3 separate regions of the Homo sapiens genome follow, and all the other regions are linked to region 2. A link is a contact called in ENCODE Hi-C or POLR2A ChIA-PET data. All regions are on one chromosome and are shown on one strand. The core of a region is the stretch at or near the end of the contact, and the rest is flanking DNA. Distances in the headings are between cores, read along the strand shown.

Region 1 (4,098 bases), core at 1-2,500, 1.4 Mb before region 2:
CTGTCCTCCGACTCGCGGATCATAAGGGCCGTCGCGCTTCCAAGCGTCCTGCGGCTCGGCCGAGCAGGCCGGGGGGTCGCCTTCCCGAGAAAGCCCAACCAGCGCGACGGGGCCCGGGCACCTGGGGGGAAGTAGATAGAGGTCCTGGCGCCGAGTCCCGAATGCACCACGCCCGCTCCCCACCGCATCCCCAACGGGCCCCTCCGCGTCCCTAACGGGTCCCCTCCGCGTCCCCGCGCCCTCCCCGAGTCCCCTCCGCGCTCGCCCCGGGTCCCCTCCACGTCCCCGCCGCTCCATCGGGTCCCCGCGCCCCTCCGCATCCTCCTCGCATGCTCCTCCCCAGGGTCCCGCAAGCGCGCGCTCACCCGCGCCGAGTATTCGGGGCAGCGCGGCCGAGGATGTCGCCATGGCTGGGACGCGGGGCAGAGCGAGGTCTCCCTCCAGGCCAGGCCGAGCGGCCTCCCCTTCCGTCGCCATCCGCGCGGGGCCGCAGTGCCGCCTACAGGCCCGGAGGAGCCACAGCGCTGTCCCCAGGCGGCTGGGACCTCCCTGCGGGGGCGGGGCACGCGAGGGGTCAGGGCCCGGGGTCCTGGGCTTGAGAGTCTCGGGCGGGGAGTGGAGCCACGGTCCTCGCCCTGCAGCTCGCCCCGCCCTGCTAATGGGACCGGCCAGCCCGGGAGGCCCCTGACCCTTGGGGAAGCCCGCTGGGCGATGGGGACCCTCGCCTCCCGCCAAGTGAGCTGTGAACCACGTCCTGCGCAACCTCTCGCTCTCCAAAACTGTTTGTAATATTTAAACGATATTTGGCTTAGGAGAATTTCATAAAGTTAGCCAGATCTCGGGTCTCAATTTAGACTCGGGGTGCTGGGGGGCATAGCATCCCTGGAGTACATTGGACAGCAAAAGTCCAATCGTTGCCTGCCGAGTGGACCTGCAGTGCTTAAACCCCGTCACCCGGCTGGCGGGGTCCCAGGCCCTGGGGTTTCTTTCGCCCGGGAGTCCACGCCCTGATGCTGGGGTGGCCCGGTCCCCCCGCGGGTGGCTGGGGGCCTGGGGCTGCCTCACACGACGGTCCCAGCAGGGAATCTCTCGCCGTCCCGACCTTCCCGGCCCTTGGGGAGTCGCCCGGCAGGTTCCGGACCCACCCGCAGAGGAACCCGGCCCACGCGCGGCGCCTTTAAGGCCCCTCCGCTCGCTCCCCAGTCACGTGACCTGGCCGTCGCTTGGCAACAGGACGCCGCCGAGTCCCGCTTCTCCTCCAGGCACAATGGCTGAGGAATGCCCCAGAGCGTGCGCGGAGCCTGTGGCGCCCAAGGCCACGGCCCCGCCGGAGAGGACCAGCGACTACTACCGCGTGAGCGCGGACCTGCCGGGCAGGTTCAACAACCCGGGGTGGTTCCGGGGCTACAGGTGAGGAAGCTGGGGCCCGCCTGGTCCTGGCGTCCACTGCTCGATAGCCCCGTGTGTGAGAGACCCCGCAAGACCCCCAAGGTCCTAGCTACAGAAATCAAGAAGATCGAGTGGTCATCCGGGGCCCGCGCTGTCATCGCCCGCCAGTGAGCGGCGACCGTGCTCCCTAGAGCCTCATACAAGGAAGTGGGGATAAGGGCAGTGGGGGGCAGGGCCGTGGGGGGAGAAAGCCCAGTTGTGGTCTCAGCTCCACTGATTTGTGTCGGGTGAGTCTCCTCTCCTCTCTACCCTGAAACTCCGCTGCGGGGCGTGAGCACAGCAGCACCTCCACTGTCTTGCTGTAGACTCAGCCAGCTCTGAGCTGCCACAGGGCATTGCAGGCTAAGAAGTAGTAAGAAACTCAATTCCTGTAGGCAGGTGCAAACATCTTGCCGTGCTCATCACACATTTGGTCCCTCAACAGTCCTCTAGGGCAGGGTCTGTTAGTATCCTCATTCTCGCATTGAGATGACTGGGATGTAGAAGGAACAACTTGGCCAAGATCTAGGAGTATAAAGTAAAGCTATGTCGTGGGCCTGCAGCCTCTCAGTAGCCTGTCCTACTGACAGGTAGGGGCAGTGGTACCAGTAGAAGCATAGCCTCAGTGAGGGTGGGGGCTCAGAGGCAGAGGGACCCTCTGGGTGGCAGGGTCTGGAGGCCAAGCCTCCGCTCCTGACAAGCTAGGTTACCCAGAAATTGCAGCATGTGCCGAGGCCCTGCCAGGGCTGGGGATCAGCACTTGCTGGCTGCCTGCTCTTTAGGGCTTTGGCCTGCCTTGGAAGAGCAGGGACAGTGGCAAGCAGAGGGGGCCGGGGAGGCCGGGCCATTCAGAACGGTCATCAGCCAGGTACTCCCAGAGGCTGCCTTCGAGGCCACATCACCAGCCCGGGCATATTGCTCTTTCCATGGGGGCATTTCCAGGGGAGTGCCGTCAACCAAATACAAGGCTGTGGCTTGTGCAGAATTAGAGTAAATGAATGAAAATAGAGTGTTTCTCATCTACCAGGACCCAGAAGGCTGTCTCCGTGTACAGGACCAGTAACCAGGCTTACGGGAGCAGAGCCCCCACCGTGCACGAGATGCCTGTAAGTGGGATGCAAGACCGGGCATGGGGGGCAGGGGGTGGGTGGCCTCAAGAAGAGGCTAAAAACCTGGGGTTCTCAACAGGTCAACAATGAGACGGGGAGGGGTGCACCCAGGGAGGAGGCCAAAGTTCCAGCATCACAAATGGGGAGGAGGGAGGTTCCCAAAATCGCTTTGGGAGAGGGTAGGATGGAACTAAATGAGTGAATGAATTTGGGAGTGGAGTGTTTTAAAAGAGGAGGATATAGACTTGCTGACATCACCCTGCCCCCATACACCCAACCACACGCACAGCAGTCTCACACACACACACGCAACCATCTCCTGCAACTTACGGTGCTCAGTTCTGAGGCAAATAAATGAAGGGCTACTTTTTTTTTGGAATTGTACTTTATGAGATGTTAACGTGTAACCTGAAGAGGCAGTACTGGCTGACGGCACAGCTTGTGGGTGGGCAAGTTGTATTGGTGGGCACAGGAGTCTGTGGGCCATTGGGGAAGCCAAACCCTTTTTGAGCTTGACCTTAGGCTCCAGGATGGCCCTCCTAGAACCTCCCCACACCAAACCCCATGAAGGTCCAGGTGAATGGACAGAGGGACTAGTGCGGTGTCTCCTGCACACCTGGGACACTGGGCCAGCCATTCTGGGGTGAGAATGTTGTGGACGTATTTTCGTTGTCAAAGCATTCATCACTGAAAAGGTCTGGTGAGTGCTTATTTAGTTGTGTGGCGTGAGTGACTGAGCCCTTGTGAGAAGATTACTTATCTAAAAATGCTGGAGCATTTGAGAATCACTCTCCCGTAATCAGACGACCCTGAGTTTTCCCTGGGGATCAGGTATTTCTATGAAAAAGACCAGACACAGCTGGATGCGGTGGCTCACGCCTGTAATCCCAGCACTTTGGGAGGCTGAGGTGAGAGGATCACTTGAGGCTCAGAGATCAAGACCAGCCTGGGCAACGTAATGAGACCCCCATCCCTGTAAAAATAAAATAAAATAATTAGCTGGGTGTGGTGGCATGCACCTGTAGTCCCAGCTATTCAGGAGGCTGAGGGTGGAGGATTGCTTGAGCCCAGGAGGTTGAGGCTGCAGTCAGCCTTGATCATGCCATTGCATTCCACCCTGGGTGAGAGCCAGACCCTGTTACCAAAACAAACAAGCAAACAAACAAAAACCAAAAAAAAAAGAAAAAAAAACCCAGCACACTCACTAACATGGGTCCAGATGTTTTAGGTTTTATAAAAGGCCATGAAAAAATGTTCCTATTGTAAATGGTAGGAGCCTTCAGGTCACTGATGGGAGCAGGCAGTGGGGTAGGAGGCATGAGGTACTACTGACAAGTTTCCAAGGAGGTTCTCCTCCTTCTTATCCACCTGCTCCGTCTGGAGTCTCTTTTCCAGTTTCGTGACCAAGGGTGGATGCCGGAGAAGCTGTTTACCTCCCATGTGGGAATAGAAGATAAATGCTTTGCATTAAAAAGTGCACTGAAAGGCTGGGCGTGGTGGCTCACGCCTGTAATCCCAGCACTTTGGGAGGCCGAGGCGGGTGGATCACCTGAGGTCAGGA
Region 2 (4,151 bases), core at 1,169-3,668:
GTGGTACTTGTCATTAGTGCAACCTAGCCATGCCAATTTAACCCAACTGCTGCATTTTCCTTGGCAGGCTGGACAAATACAGGGAGAGAGAGGAACTAAGGAAATCCAAGCAAAAAGCTGCAAAGTCCACTATAACAGTCCTAGCGTTAGACAGCCAGGCCAGGGCCAGAGCTGAGTGAACTGTGCCCATGCCCTACCCAAGCGAAACACCAGAGGAACAGAAGGCGAAATAGGCAGCTCAGAAGGCCGAGCAGCTCCTGTCAGCATCAACTCACCTGGGTGAGTCTAGACGCCTGGAAACACCCTCAGAGGAGGAACAACAGATAGGCGGTCTTACAAAAAAGGTGTCCAGCCCCTCCCAGCTCAAGCCCAACCTGCCCCAACCTTTGGGCTCAAAAAACATGAACATGTAAAAGAAACAAACAAAACAACCTTAACTTGACTTTTAAGAATATGATGGCTGGGCACAGTGGCTGACGCCTGTAATCTCAGCACTTTGGGAGGCTGAGGTGGGCAGATCACGAGGTCAGGAAGTTCAAGACCAGCCTGACCAGCATGGAGAAACCCCCTCCCTACTAAAAATACAGAAATTAGCCGGGTGTGGTGGTCGGTCCCTGTAATCCCAGCTACTCGGGAGGCTGAGGCAGGAGAATCACTTGAAACCAGAAGGCAGAACCAAGATTGCGCCACTGCACTCCAGCCTGGGCCAAACAGTGAAACTCCGTCGGGGGGTGGCGGGGAATGCAATTTCTTGACCCAACACACCCACCAAGTTTCTACGTCGGTGGGGTCTAGGCTTGGCGTGTTTTTTTTTTGTTTTTGTTTTTTTTTTGAGACACAGTCCAAAGAGTCCAGGTGCACGATCTGGGCTCACTACAACCTCCACCTTCCGGGTTCAAGTAATTCTTGCGCCTCAGCCTCCAGTTTAGCCGGGATTACAGGCGCGTACCACTACGCCCGGCCAATCTTTTGTATTTTTAGTAGAGACGGAGTTTCGCCATGTTGCCCAGGCTAGTCTCGAACTCCTGACCTCAGGCAATCCGCCCGCCTCAGCCTCCCAAAGTGCTAGGATTACAGGCGTGAGCCACCGCGCCGGGCCAAGGCTTGGCATTTTCATGAACACTCAGGTGTCTCTGTGGAACAATCCTTTTGAGAGAACAGGAAGGTTGGAGACTTGATCTTGAGGAAAGCGGGGGCCAAGGTTACGGGAACGGTGATGAATTGGCGGCCCCTAGACCAGATGCTGCCTGGCTCCTCCTAGCAGCCACTGCTTTTCATCCAGGTAAGCCTGACCACCTGAAGCCGAGCAACCAAACCTCAGTGTGCCCTCCTGGACTGCATGCCACAGGCCGATTCCTGAGTCCCTCAGTCCCTGAGGTGGAGCCCAGGAATCTGCCTGTGACATGCAGTCAGAAAAGCATACTGTGTGCAAAGACAGGAATTAATCTGCATCTTAAACACCAGCCGGGTGGCCGGCCCAACAGAGGTGGGGACCTGGCTCTCCCTATCTGAGATCCTGGACAGGCTCCCCGCCTGGGTCCTTCGCTTTCCTGTCTTCCCCACCGGCTAGGACAGCACCTGCCCAGGTCACAGATTAAACTAGCATTTGAGGAGATGGGTAAACGGACCGGGGTGAGTGGAAACTTGCAAGCGAGACAGCAGGGAGTGTCGTTAGCGATGTAACAGGCCGACCTCTGTTTGGTCCGGGAACGTAACCGCTCAAAATGGCTCTCGCAGACCGGCCAGGACAGGTCTGCGGCCCCGCGCGAGGAGGCACGGTGGGCCTACCGTTCAGGACCGAGGACCCGCACCCCAGGACCCCACCTAGCGAGCTGCAGCCTGGCTGCCTCGGGTTGGGGTGAGCGGCGGGAGCGGGCTGGGGGCGTTTCTACGAGGAGGGGAAGCGCACCTCGTCCAGGGACTGAGTGGCTTGGTGGGTCTGGGGTCCTTCCCTGAAGGGGCAGTGGAGGGAGAGGGGCGATGTGAGGCCGGGCACGCTGCCTGCGGGAAAGAGGACCCAGTGCCGGCGCTCTGGCCTTGTCAGCGGTCCGCCGGGGAGGCGGAGGTGGGGGCGCGAGTGGGGGCGGACCGGGTGGAGGGAACTGCGCGCGCGGCCGTCCACCGAGGGGCCGGGGCGGGGGTCCCGGGCGGGGCCGCTGCAGCGGGAGCAGCGCCCGGGGCTGGGCCTGGCCCGAGGCCCGGCGGGGAACACGTGCGGCGGCCGGGTGCGGTTTGGAAGCTTCTGGCGCCGCCCCGCTGCCCGCCTTGTGTTCCCCGGGCCGGGCGGCTGCCCGCTTACCTGCCGGGCCGCGGCGGCGGGGCCGGGCGCTCGGGGCGTCGCGTCGGCCGCCGCCTGGGCGGGAGCGCGGACTCAGCTCGACAAGGCGGCAGCTCGGGCGGGCGCCAGGCGGCGGGGGCGCAGTGCGCGTGCGCGAGGGGAGGGGGCGGTGTCCGGGGGGCGGGGCGAGCTCACAAAGCCGGCCTCTCGGAGGAGCGCTACGGGCAGCGACAGCGGCCAGAATGCCTCGGGCCGGCCCAACGCTTTAAAGGGACAGCACGGGGCGCGCGCTTCCCGCTTAAAAGCTTTAATCCCCGAATTTGACTGGTGCAGGCCCTTCTAATGCACTTCCTAAAAACTGAAGTATAATAATACATACAGGAAAGTGCTAGTGTGCCCTCGCGTTTCCACAGACAGCACGCCCTGTACACAGACACCAGCGGCCCTCCGGGACCTGCGCAGGTGGCGTCGCCCGGCGTTGTCTCCGGAGTCGATTCGGGCCGGGGCACCTCCCCGGGCGACCAGGCCCCTTCTTGATCATCGCTGGTACGGATGAGAGCGGCAGTGGGCATTTGGAAAGCACCTGGGGCCGCGCCCGGGCGCAGTGCCCCCATGTGGCCTCCCACCCCGGGCGGGCAGGACGATTCCTGCCCATCTGGAAGACCAGGAACCTGCGCGTTCACAGGGTTCGGAAGCCCGGGCTGCGCCTTCCCGCGGGGCCGGCTGCCGGGCTGGGGGCTCTTCCCGCCTCTGCATGCACAGAGCCCGCGGTGCACGAACCTGCTCCCCGCCAGCCCCGCGGACTGGCAGGGCCGCTCTGGAGTCACCCGCGCCCGCTCCGCAGTGCGCAAACTCACTTCGCAGCGGGCTCTCCCGGGGCCAGCCCTTCCCTCCTGGGCGGGCATTTTCACCTCCAGGTACAAGGGGGTGGTCCCCAGAGGAGGACTCAGGGGCTTAAGGAGAAGCTGAGGCCCGGTCCTCTGGCCTCAACGACTGCACATTCTCGCCGCCTGCTTCACTTCTTAGAGCCTTGGAGGTAGGCATGGCCTCCCTATCCCCTCAGCTAGGCCTGTGGGTAGAATAACATACAGTCCCTTATTCTCCAATTAAAAATGGGAACACAGAATATGACACAGGAACCCATGCAAACAAAGGGATAGAGCATTTGAAATAAAAATGCCAAGGAGGGTGAGGTGAGCGGTTGTCAGAGAGGTGGAACCGGAAGACTGGCAGTTGGTCTGGAGTCCCCTTCCCAGGAAGGACACAGAGAAGGCAAGGTCCCTGTCTGGTCCTTCAGGGCTCCATATGGATTTGTGTGCCCAAGAGGCCGGATCCCTTGGGCCAGGTGCCCTGGAGCATGGAGTGGTGACAGTCACAGGTTAGCAAACCCAGTTCGGATGAAGAAGCGCATCTTTATCTCCGTCCACCTGGCCGCCTGGGCCGGAATCCCGAGCCCGTGACACGCTGCTCTCCTTCCACCCCACCTCAGCTCTCAGATCGTCCACTTCTCTCCCTCCCCACCCCAGCCCTACCTCCCACCTGGGTCTTTTCTAAACCTCCAAACAGAGAAACTCCTAAAAATCCAGCTCTGATCTGTCACTCCCCAGTTTAAAACTCAGAACCAGCTTCCCACTGCCCTCAATTCCCTAATTCCCACTGCTCAATTCGGCTAAAGTGCTTACCAGACCCCGCCTCCTCTTCCAACCTAGCACCGGCTCCCAAACTGCAGTCCTGGTTCCAGCCCCAAAACAAAAATATTTCCAGCCCTTCAGCCCTCCAGGCAAAGCAAGATAAGGGGCGAGACCCCAGAACCCTCAGAACTCAAACCAAGTTCCCAGCTTCCACTTCCAGGTGAATTGGTCTCACCACCTCA
Region 3 (4,112 bases), core at 461-2,960, 1.1 Mb after region 2:
TGCCTGAGGGTTAATACAAAGACTTACGGAGACAGCTCTCACTAACCTCCAATTTCCCCCCGCCTTATTCAGACAAACTTCTACTTTTAGAAAACCAAGAACAGCAAAGTCGAGACATGCTAAAAAGGTTTGAAGAGAAAGAAGTATGAAAATCAAGAGGGGGAAACTGTTCTATACAGTGAATTCTTCTTCAAAGGTTCAGCTTGTTCAACTCCCTTGTTCTTTGTTCTCCATCTTCAAAGTCTAACTTCCTTGTTCTTTGTGCCTCCTTGCCCTTAGTTACCCGCTCTGTTTAACTGCCCTTCCCGCCGAAACTAGTCTTCCCACCGAAATCGCTCGTCCCGTCACTGTAACCCACACCCCTGTTCTATTTAAAATAGCCAATTGAGATTAGCTTAGATTGTGTGGTCCAACTCCAACCAGCAGGGACAGGACACAAAAACAGGGACTGACTGCCTTAGGGATAAAAACCCATTCCAGGCTGGGCACGGTGGCTCACGCCTATAATCCCAGCACTTTGGGAGGCCAAGACGGGTGGATCACCTGAGCTCAGGAGTTCAAGACCAGCCTATAGGACACAGTAAATTCCACTTCAAAGATTTTAGCCTTTTACCTTCCTTTAAATTCAAGAGGGGGAAAATTAATAAATACAATGAGTTATGAGTTCCATTTCAAAGAACCAATATGTCAGTATGTTCAGCTTCCCTGTTCTTTGTTCTCCATTTTAAAGTTTAACCCCTCGTTCTTTACGCCTCCTTGCCCCTAGTTTCAGTAAACAACCCCTTCCTAGCTTCTATCACCTGCTCTGTCCTTAGTCATCCTGAGTCACCTGCTCTGTAACCATCCTTCCCACCAAAACTACTCACCCCGCCACTCAGGCCTGTGCCCCTGCCCTCTTTGAAATAACCAATCGGAATTAGCTTAGACTGTGCGGTCCAACCCTAGCCAATATGGGAAAGACACAGCAGTAGAGACTAGCTGTGTAAGAGATAGGAACCCCTTCCCCTTCCTTGTCGGTGTGCTCTCGCCATTGCTCCATCCGCAAGATGCACCCTTCTATAGAAGGAAATTTGCCTTGCTGAGAAAACTGTTTGCCAGAGTGCTGATTCTTCTTTGCGGCACCCAAAATTTATTTCCAACAAGCCTGACCAACATGGTGAAACCCCCTCTCTACTAAAAAATACAAATTTAGCCGGGCGTGGTGGCATGCGCCTGTAATCCCAGCTACTCTGGAGGCTGAGGCAGGAGAATCGCTTGAACCCTGGAGGCGGAGGTTGCAGTGAGCCAAAATCGCACCACCGCACACCAGCCTGGGAAACAAGAGCGAAACTCCGCCTGAAAAACCAACAAAAAAACAAAAACAAAAACAAAAATCCTTCCCTTCTTTGTTCTGTTGGCTCTCTTGCAGCGGCCAGAAGAGCGAGCAGCACCCTTCTGCGTAAGTAAATTTGCTAAATTTCCCTTGCTGAGAAATCCTTTGAGTGCTCGTTTTCTTTGCGACTCCGAGCTCTTATTCCAACACCGAGATTCCCAGCCCCTTACCCGGGAGACGCCTTCCTCGCCGCCCAGAGTCGGCAGCATCTTAGCCACATCACGCACCACTCCCGGGTACTCCACGCACACCATGCGTCGCTCCCGCCTCAGCTCCACGGGGACGGCGGCCCCCAGCCCCAAATCGGCCGCCTCCGCCGCCATCCCTGTGCGTCTGGCAGGGCCCGCCAGGGTCCGTCCCACAAAGTACTCCCAAAGGCCTCGCCTCAATTGTTCCGCGAAGGAATCGTTCCGGGCTCCCTCACCGCTCGCGTCATCCTAACTCCCCGGGCTCAGCAAGACGCGAGGGCCTCCAGGGAGCAAATGGCCCATGGGAGGGCCCATGTCTTCGGGAAAACGACCGCCGTGTCCTCGACTTTTTATTTAAAATTAAGCGAGTTAGTCCACCGGGCGGGGCAAGCACCAGTCTCTCCTACTAGCCAGCGAGGGACCCGGAGGATAATAAGACACAAACCTCCCTCGACTTCAGCCAATGAGAATCCGAGGGCCGAGCGAGTTTTTTTTTGAGCCAATGAGAAGTCCGGAGGAAGCTAGGTCCCACCTTCTCCTCCAGCTTCGTACGTTTTAACCAATAAAGAACTAGAGTTAACCACGTCCCAGCCCTCTTCTGGGTATTCCACCCAATGACACCTCGGGGGCGGGCCAGAGGCAGACTTCCGGCCCGCCTGCTTGGTGGGGAAAAGGTCCCGGCTGAGAATTGATTTCCGCATTGGGTCGGCCTGGTATTCTGTCGGTGTTGGCGCTTCTTCTCCCAAGCTCTTGCAGCCCCCTCGGGACTAGGTTTCCAACGGCGCTTGCGGGGGGCCTCGCGGAGGTGGATGTGGAAAAGGCGAGCGCGGGGGAACTGTGCTGTAACCATCGCCCCGCCTCCACAGAAAGCCCCGAAGCGCCGGCTCGGGGCCGAACGCGGGCATCCGGCGTTCGTCTGTTAGGCAGGCAGACATTAAGCGCCTACTGTGTGCTGGGCCCTACTCAAGACCCAGGCGGGGAGAACGGCGTCTGTCCGGTAGGCGCCCAGGGCTGCTGCAAAGCCCCGGAGCGAGGAGTGTGGCCCCTCAAACAGGGAGGAGATGAGGTCCGAGGCCGACCGAGGTCAGAGACCCGCACCCACGAAAAGGGTCCACCCGTCGGGCTGGCTGCTTCCCAGTGCCGTGGAGAGCCCCTGAAGGTTTCTTTTTTTGAGAAGGAATCTCGCTGTGTCGCCCAGGCTAGAATGCAGTGGCGCTTTCTCGGCTCACTGCAACCTCCGCCTCGGGTTCAAGCTATTCTCGTGCCTCAGCCTCCCGAATAGCTGGGATTACAGGCGCCTGCCACCATGCCCGGTTAATTTTTGTATTTTTAGTAGAGACGAGGTTTCACCATGTTGGCCAGGCTGGTCTTGAACTCTTGACCTCAAATGATCCGCCTGCTTCGGCCTCCCCAAGTCCTGGGATTACAGGCGTGAGCCACCGCGCCTGGCCCCTTGAAGGGTTTTATGCGGAGCAGTGATCCCATTCATGCATTTGAAAGACCTCTCTGGCTGTTGTGTGGAGAACAGATCAAAGGGGGAGAAAGTGAGTTCAGATAAACCAGCTCCGAGACTGCATAATCCAGTCAAGAGATGAAGGGACTGGGTTTGAGAATATTGGGAGATGAGAATCATGGCCCAGCACAGTGGCTCACGCCTGTAATCCCAGCACTTTGGGAGGCTGAGGCGGGAGGATCAGTTGAGCCCAGCAGTTGGAGGCCAGCCTGGGCAACAGGGGAAGACCCCATTTCTACCAAAAAATACAAAATTAGCCGGCCATGGTGGTGCATGCCACAGTAGTCCCAACTACTCAAAAGGCTGAGGCAGGAGGATCCTTTGAGCCCTGGAGTTGGAGGCTGCAGTGAGCTATGATCATGCCACTTGCATTACAGCTAGAAATTAGTAAGAGCAAGTGACCCCTTGGGTATGGGTACCCCGTTTCTGAAGTGATTTTTTTTTTTGAAAGACACGATCTCCCTCTGTCACCCAGGCTGGAGTGTAGTGGTGTGATCATGGCTCACTGCAGCCCCGAACTCCTGGGCTCAAGTGATCCTCCTGCCTCAGCCTCCTGAGTAGTTGGGACTACAGGCGTGCACCACCATACCCGACTAATTTTGTATTTGTGTGTGTGTGGCGACGGGGTCTCACTATGTTGCCTAAAGTCATTTCTTTTTGTTGTTTGTTTGTTTTGAGACAGAGCCTCACTCTGTCACCAGGCTGGAATGCAGTAGCACAATCTCGGCTCACTGCAACCTCCGACTCCCTGGTATAAGCGATTCTCCTGCCTCAAACTCCCGGGTAGCTGGGATTATAGGCATGCGCCACCACGCCCAGCTAATTTTTGTATTTTTAGTAGAGATGGGGTTTCACCATGTTGGCCAGGATGGTCTCGATCTCCTGACATCATGATCTGCCCACCTCGGCCTCCCAAAATGCTGAGATTACAGGCGTGAGCCACCGTGCCCAGCCTGTGATTTCTTAATCAGAAGAGTACCTGATTGCTCTCCTTGGGTTTAAGAAGGCAGAATAAATAGCTACATGAATTCAGCCCACT

Evidence for each region. A loop is a pair of places that touch in the nucleus more often than their neighbours do. ChIA-PET counts read pairs that join two places held with the same protein, here RNA polymerase II (POLR2A). Pooled maps may share reads with other maps.
Region 1: a map of psoas muscle shows a loop between it and region 2 (6-fold over the local background). The contact joins the promoter of PIERCE1 here to the promoter of WDR5 in region 2. A Hi-C loop is called at or near these places in 2 of 168 maps with a recorded cell type or tissue (CD4-positive, alpha-beta T cell and psoas muscle), 4 of 37 single-sample maps with no recorded cell type and 13 of 50 pooled maps. POLR2A ChIA-PET finds 5 or more read pairs at or near these places in 2 of 52 experiments (Caco-2 and MCF 10A).
Region 3: a loop to region 2 is called in a pooled map, with 7 times the contacts of the local background. The contact joins the promoter of GTF3C5 here to the promoter of WDR5 in region 2. A Hi-C loop is called at or near these places in 7 of 50 pooled maps. POLR2A ChIA-PET finds 5 or more read pairs at or near these places in 2 of 52 experiments (CD4-positive, alpha-beta T cell and Caco-2).

What each region holds. Positions count from the first base shown.
Region 1 is chr9:135,497,021-135,501,118 of GRCh38, reverse strand. PIERCE1 (piercer of microtubule wall 1) reads left to right here and starts at 1,250. Exons shown (of 3, transcript NM_001048265.2): 1 at 1,250-1,410; 2 at 2,456-2,534. The coding sequence starts at 1,268. It overlaps MRPS2 (mitochondrial ribosomal protein S2), which reads right to left and starts at 437. Exons shown (of 4, transcript NM_016034.5): 1 at 366-437; 2 at 1-121. The coding sequence starts at 408. RefSeq lists an enhancer at 1-212 and silencers at 168-327, 538-707, 978-1,147.
Region 2 is chr9:134,134,349-134,138,499 of GRCh38, reverse strand. It overlaps WDR5 (WD repeat domain 5), which reads right to left and starts at 2,418. Exons shown (of 14, transcript NM_017588.3): 1 at 2,300-2,418. WDR5-DT (WDR5 divergent transcript) reads left to right here and starts at 2,518. Exons shown (of 2, transcript NR_186420.1): 1 at 2,518-3,314. RefSeq lists enhancers at 1,437-2,361, 3,268-3,377 and silencers at 2,288-2,467, 2,908-3,077.
Region 3 is chr9:133,028,595-133,032,706 of GRCh38, reverse strand. It overlaps GTF3C5 (general transcription factor IIIC subunit 5), which reads right to left and starts at 1,710. Exons shown (of 11, transcript NM_012087.4): 1 at 1,543-1,710. The coding sequence starts at 1,695. LOC105376306 (a long non-coding RNA gene) reads left to right here and starts at 2,285. Exons shown (of 2, transcript NR_135119.1): 1 at 2,285-2,557. RefSeq lists enhancers at 1,690-1,949, 1,394-2,045, 2,280-2,529.